Linked DNA regions of Homo sapiens: region 2 is linked to region 1. Evidence: read pairs that join two places in POLR2A ChIA-PET (ENCODE). Cell type or tissue: IMR-90. All regions are shown on one strand. Each heading gives the region's core, and the rest is flanking DNA. Links, peaks and the distances in the headings are about the cores only.

What was found. Peaks named below come from ENCODE experiments on the same cell type or tissue, not always from the same donor. Only the 100,000 strongest peaks of a DNase experiment are listed, where the experiment ranks them.
Region 2: POLR2A ChIA-PET joins it to region 1 with 33 read pairs; 3 of 35 experiments call an interaction of 5 or more read pairs at or near these places.

Annotation. Positions count from the first base shown.
Region 1 is chr12:105,527,577-105,530,497 of GRCh38, reverse strand. All of the region lies in intron 3 of LOC105369958 (a long non-coding RNA gene), which reads right to left. Among named protein-coding and RNA genes, the nearest start is that of CASC18, 180 kb to the left of the region's middle. In IMR-90, for the core only: no CTCF peak of the experiment used is centred there; no DNase peak of the experiment used is centred there.
Region 2 is chr12:105,461,433-105,464,353 of GRCh38, reverse strand. No RefSeq gene overlaps it. Among named protein-coding and RNA genes, the nearest start is that of C12orf75, 130 kb to the right of the region's middle. In IMR-90, for the core only: no CTCF peak of the experiment used is centred there; a DNase peak (open chromatin) is centred at 1,343; H3K27me3 peaks cover 68 bases.

The sequences.
Region 1 (2,921 bases), core at 182-2,681:
GGCAGCTTTGTCTCATATTTTATTATGGTCATCAATTAGCTCTGTGAATATGAGCAGGTTACTATGAATTCAGTTTCTCATCTAAAGAATGAAGATAGTAGTACCTACCTCCTGGGTTCTTAGAAGGATAAATGAAACAATACATATAAATAATTTAACAGAGAATCTGGTACCTCATGACTTATCAATGGATGTTTAGCTGCTACTTACTATTAATATGATCATCATGGTAGCAGATGTCTTATCTCTTGTCAACCAAGACTCTTAGTCAATGGGTTAATTCAAAAATTCAGTTCAAGTGAGAAGTTAATAAAAAAGATATATTCAGATATCTACTACCTATATTGAGTAACTTACAGCAGACCAATGTTTATGCCAAGAAAAAAGCAGAAAAGCCGACTAAAATACAAAAATATGTCTATTTGAAGGCATCAGAGAGTTGCTAAAGCATCCAATACTTGAGAAGTCAAGATCCTGGAGAGAAGAGAACCACAGAGGTGAGCCATTTTCCTCTAGTGGCATTTTCAAAGAATCCAGACAGAGGACAACTGTTAAGAGCCAAGATGTCAGCAAAAACTGCAATGATCTTGGAGAGTTGGGGACATAAAAATTATAGTTCAGAGCTTTCAGGGCAGCCAGGAATTGAGGGACCAAGATTCTTGAGAGAAGAGAGGCATAGAGGACTGAGCCCAACCCTCTTTTTCCCTCAGAGCAGAAGGATAAGAGACCAAGCAGAAATGTGCTGAAAACTCTCACCTTGGAATTCCTTGTCTAGTGACTGTTTAGGGTTCCAATGCTGCAGCTGAATAAACAAGTTTTTTTGTTTGATTGTTTGTTTGTTTGTTTGCATTTAAAATTTATCTTTAAAAAGACTAAAGAGTAGAAAAGTGCCAGAGTTCACATTTTTAACCACTGGGCCAGAGAGGACCTGGACACTATGCTTTGATCTTGACTTCTTTACCACCTTTTGGCTTAACCATGTATTTTTAGGAACATCAAAGAATCCTAGAGTTTTTCCTGAAAATTTAGAAGAAATGGAGAAATTCCTTTAAAAAAGAAAAGAAAAGGAGAAAAGAGAAGAAGCAAAACTTTGAAAAACTGGCACAGGATTTTTAAAAAAAGAAAAAGTCCTCTAATTTAAAAATTGAATTTGTAATTAAATGCCTCCACAAAGAAATCTTCAGGTCCAGATGGCTTCCCAGGTGAAATCCTCTAAATATTTAAAGATGAAATAGCACTAAGCTTAAACAATTTCCTCTAAATAAAAGTAAAAAAAATACTGCAAACTTCCCAATTTATCTATAATGTCCAGCATTGCTTTGAAAACAAAGCCTGATGAGAACATAAGAATTGAAAATTATTAGTCATGTCTCTCATAAACCTATATGAAAACATTATAACCAAATATTATCTAACCATATATAAAAAGAATAATATATGACAACCAAGTTGGGTTTTTTCCAATAATGCAGAATTGCATTTTACATTCAAAATTAATCAATCAATATAATTCACCTCATTAATACAATATGGGAGCAAAATCATAAGATCAGTTCAGTAAGTTCAAAAGCATTTATAAAGCCAACATCCATTCATGATTTTTAAAAATAATAGCAAAGTAGGCCTAGAATAGAAGTTTTAAAATCTGTAAGAGTATATATATATATTTAAAAACTATAGAAAACATTAATATTTAATAATGGAATCTTGATAGCTTTTCATCTGAGATCAGAAATGAGACAAAAGTATCTACTAACAGTACTTTAGTCAAAATTGCACTGGTCATAACCAGTGTAATAAGAAAAGAAAAAATAAAAAGGTAGATAGATTGAAAAAGAGGAAAAAAAGAACATAGAAAAGCCAAAAGATTCTACAGACAAATAATTAAATTAAGAAGGGAAGCTGCCAGGCACGGTGGCTCACGCCTGTAATCTCAGCACTTTGGGAGGCTGAGGCGGGCAGATCACAAGGTCAGGAGTTCGAGACCAGCGTGTCCAAAACGGTGAAACCCCGTCTCTACTAAAAATACACAAATTAGCCGTGCGTAGTGGCTGCACCTGTAATCCCAGCTACTCAGGAGGCTGAGGCAGGAGAATCGCTTGAACCCAGGAAGTGGAGATTTCAGTGAGCTGAGATCACACAACTGCACTCCAGCCTGGGTGACAAAAAAAAAAAAAAAAAAAAAAAAGAAGGGAAGCTAACATCAATATATTTTTAAATAATATTTTAAATACACTGTCAATAAACAATTACAAGTGAAAAATGTAAAGCTACCTCAAAAAATAACATTAAAATGTCAATACTTAAAATGAAAACAAAATATAAATAAGACTTTTATCCTAAAAACTGAAAAGCATTCTTCGGATAAATTTTAAAACGCCTGAATAAGTGGAGGAATTTGCTATATTTTCATGGAGAAGAAGACTTGATCATTTAAAGGTGTCAGTTCTCCCAAAATTGATCTATAAATTCAACGAAATCTCAATAAAATTCCTAGTAGGTAGGGTGTGTGTATGTGTGTGTGTGTGCCAGAGAAAATTCACCTGTTTTAACATTTATATAAAAATGAGAAGTGCCAAGGATGCCCAAAATAATATTGAAGAACTTTAAAAACTGAGAATTTATACTACCAGATATTAAAACTTTTATAAAACTACAGTAATTAAAATAGTGTAGTATTGGTGAAAGGATAGACAAATAGACCTACAGAACTGAACAGAGTTCAGAAACAAAGATGAAAACGCCTGCAGTGAAGATGGGATGGTCTTTTCAATAAACGGGAGCAGTCAGTTGGATATGGAAAAAAAAACCTCATCTTAACCCCTCCCTACACTACACACAATAATCAATTCCAGGTGTATTTTATTATCTAAACATAAAACAATACAACTTTTAGAAGATAACATAGGAAAACATTCTAA
Region 2 (2,921 bases), core at 148-2,647, 66 kb after region 1:
TCTCACAATCTGGTGGCGGGAAAAAGGCATATTAACAAACTATTTCAATATGACATGTGGGCGACAAGCTAGAGGGTCTGTTTGAGAGGATGTGAGAACTCAGAGAAGGGTACTTAGTACCACCCTGGCTGGGCTGTCTTGGGGAGATACCACCAGAGCTGAACCTTGAAGAAATGTAGTCTTAAGGGGCAGATTTCCTAAAAGGAAAGCCTGAGATGGAGATTCTTGTACGATTTATCAATGGAGTGATCATAGAAGAGTCCTGTAGGTGACTGAAGAAAAGTTGAAAGGACAAATGAAAAACAAAGATGAGGAAGTGGCCAGTCGCAGTAGCTCATGCCTATAATCCCAGAACTTTGAGAGGCCACGGCAGGCTGATCGAGCTTGAGTACATGAGTTCAAGACCAGTCTGGGCAACATGGTGAAACTCCCCCTCTACAAAAAATTTAAACAATTAGCCAGGCCTGGTGGCGCATGCATGTATGCATGTAGCCCCAGCTACTCTGGATGTTAAGGTGGGAGGATTACTTAAGCTCAGGTGGTCAAGGCTGCAGTGAGCTGAGATTGTACCACTGCACTCCAGGCTGGGTGACAGAGTAAGACCCTGTCTCAAAACAAACAAAAAAACAAAATGTGGAACCACTGTATTCTAGTGTCAGCCTGATCTTACATGGAGCTCTGAGTGTGAGTAGTCCCACAGTTAAATGTCTCTCCTTGAAGAAGGCTAGGCCCTGGTAATTCCATTGCATTCAGTCAAGGGCTGCTGCCCGCCCCTGCAAAGATGCCTGGAGGGCATAACTTTCCAGGCATTTCCCCTCTGGGACCCTCCATAACTAAGGCTGATTCTCTGGAAAATAGTACAGCAATGAGCTATTAGCAACCAATATTCAAAGCAGCTGGCAGATGGGTGCACCAGGCCAGTCAAGAAGCCCAGTTGCATCTACTCAGGTGAGAAAGGTCATGTAAGCAGAAGGAACAGCCTGAGCAAAGGCTACCCAATTTCTGCTGGCTGTGTGTGGGTTGGGAGGTGGTAGAGGCATTCCTCTCTAGCTCATGTCGTATTGGGCCCTGAGAAGGGAGAGATGAGACAGAGCAATGGGCAGAAGCCAGAGAGATTCCTCTGCCATGCTATGAAGTCCAGATTCCATCCCATATTCATAATAATACCAACATGAATAATAATAGTGCAATATTTATTTCATGGTTAGTATGTGCTAATGTCTGAGGGCTTTCATTTGTTTTCTTTTTCACCCATGCAATATCACTGAGGCAAGTGGTATGATTCATTGCACTTTATAGATGAGGAAACTGAGGGTGAAAAAATAATGTAATTTGTCCAAGAGCATATGACTAACAGCTGGGACGAGAAGCCATTGTCTGTCTGAACGTATGCTCATCCCACAGTAATGCAAGTGGTTTTAAGCAAAGGAGTGATGCTGCTAGATTGATTTGCATTTTGAATATTGCATTGGGGCTGCCCATCCTCACCTTGCTAACTTCTCACTGACATACATTTCTGGGGGCTTCTTCCCTTGCATTTTTCAGCTGAAAACAAACAAACACAAAAAACTTGAATGCCCCTGACTCTGGCCATCTAAATCCCATTTCCGGCTGCTGAAGCCCCTCCAGCTGAGACCCCAACAACCATCCCTTTTGGTTCCCCCTCACCCCAACCAGGTTTCGTAAGCAAGTGCTCCTCCACGTCCCAGAAGAGCCTAGCTAGAGTCCCCACCCTTCCACTAACCAGCTGTCAGCCCCAACCCAGACAGATCTGACCCCTGGAATTTTTTTTTTTTTAGCACTGCCTGTCATGCGGCTTGTTCCTTGGCCTCTCCTACCCAAGGGCAAAGCAAAGGGGTTCCAGGGACCCCAAGTGAAGAAGACAGAACTCTGAAGGGATGGTCAGACAATACATCATGGACAGGGCTCTGATTGTCTGATGTCAGAAATTCTGCAGATGGAACTGCCTATGAGTACACTCTCAGGCTACAGTCAAAGCAGTTACTCCCAGGGCGGGCAGGCATAGGGAAGGAATGTGAGAGCTCTACAGAGGTAGATGGAAGCTGCTGTCCGTGTTCTATTTTTCATGCTGTGGTCTTATTTAAAATAAGTAAATTAGTACCTTAATAAAAAAAAATTAAAAGAGGCCTTGCCCATGGGCCAATAATGAAAGCATTTCATGGACCAAGTATTTGTATGAATCTAGTTTGCACTCCTAGGTCAGATATGCACATATCTCTACAAGGCAAAAATTACTACTTGATGAATGAGTCCCCACACGGAAAATGGCTCTTAAGTTATGACTGGAAGGGGACACAAGCAGGGGGGGATGGTTCCCTGCAGTGCTGATAGCATTCTTTTTCTACATCTGGGTGCTAGTTACTTGGATGTGCTCATTTTGTGAAAATTCAGGGAGGTATGATATGCTCTTTTTTCTTTATGCTTCAAAAAAGTAGCAAAGAACATTAAACATTTTTTAATTGCTCTACTTGATCTGGATCTGTATCTAAGAGCAGCAACCACTCCAGGACACAACTGGGAGGACCCCACAATACTGTCTTCCGGTGAATTCCTTCAAGGAATGGCTTATTAGCTTGTGCCATGCTGAGTCACACTGGAGCTAAAGAAAAAAAAAAAACAACAGTAAAACTGATCCTGGCTTTGGTTTAATGTGTGATATTTTGTTCATCATTGATCATTGATTGTCTACATTGACTGTGACTATTTTTTAAGGACGTTGTATTAAAATGTTATCTATCTTGATTACTAAGCTTTTTGGTACTCCCTTAAATTTTGCATCACTATTCCTGACCCTGCTTGTACCCCCCAACAGCTCATCGTTGAGCTTGACCATGAAAACCTCAAATTCCCTCTTCCCCACAGAAATGTCTGTACTACCACGAGCCCAAAAGATGACACTC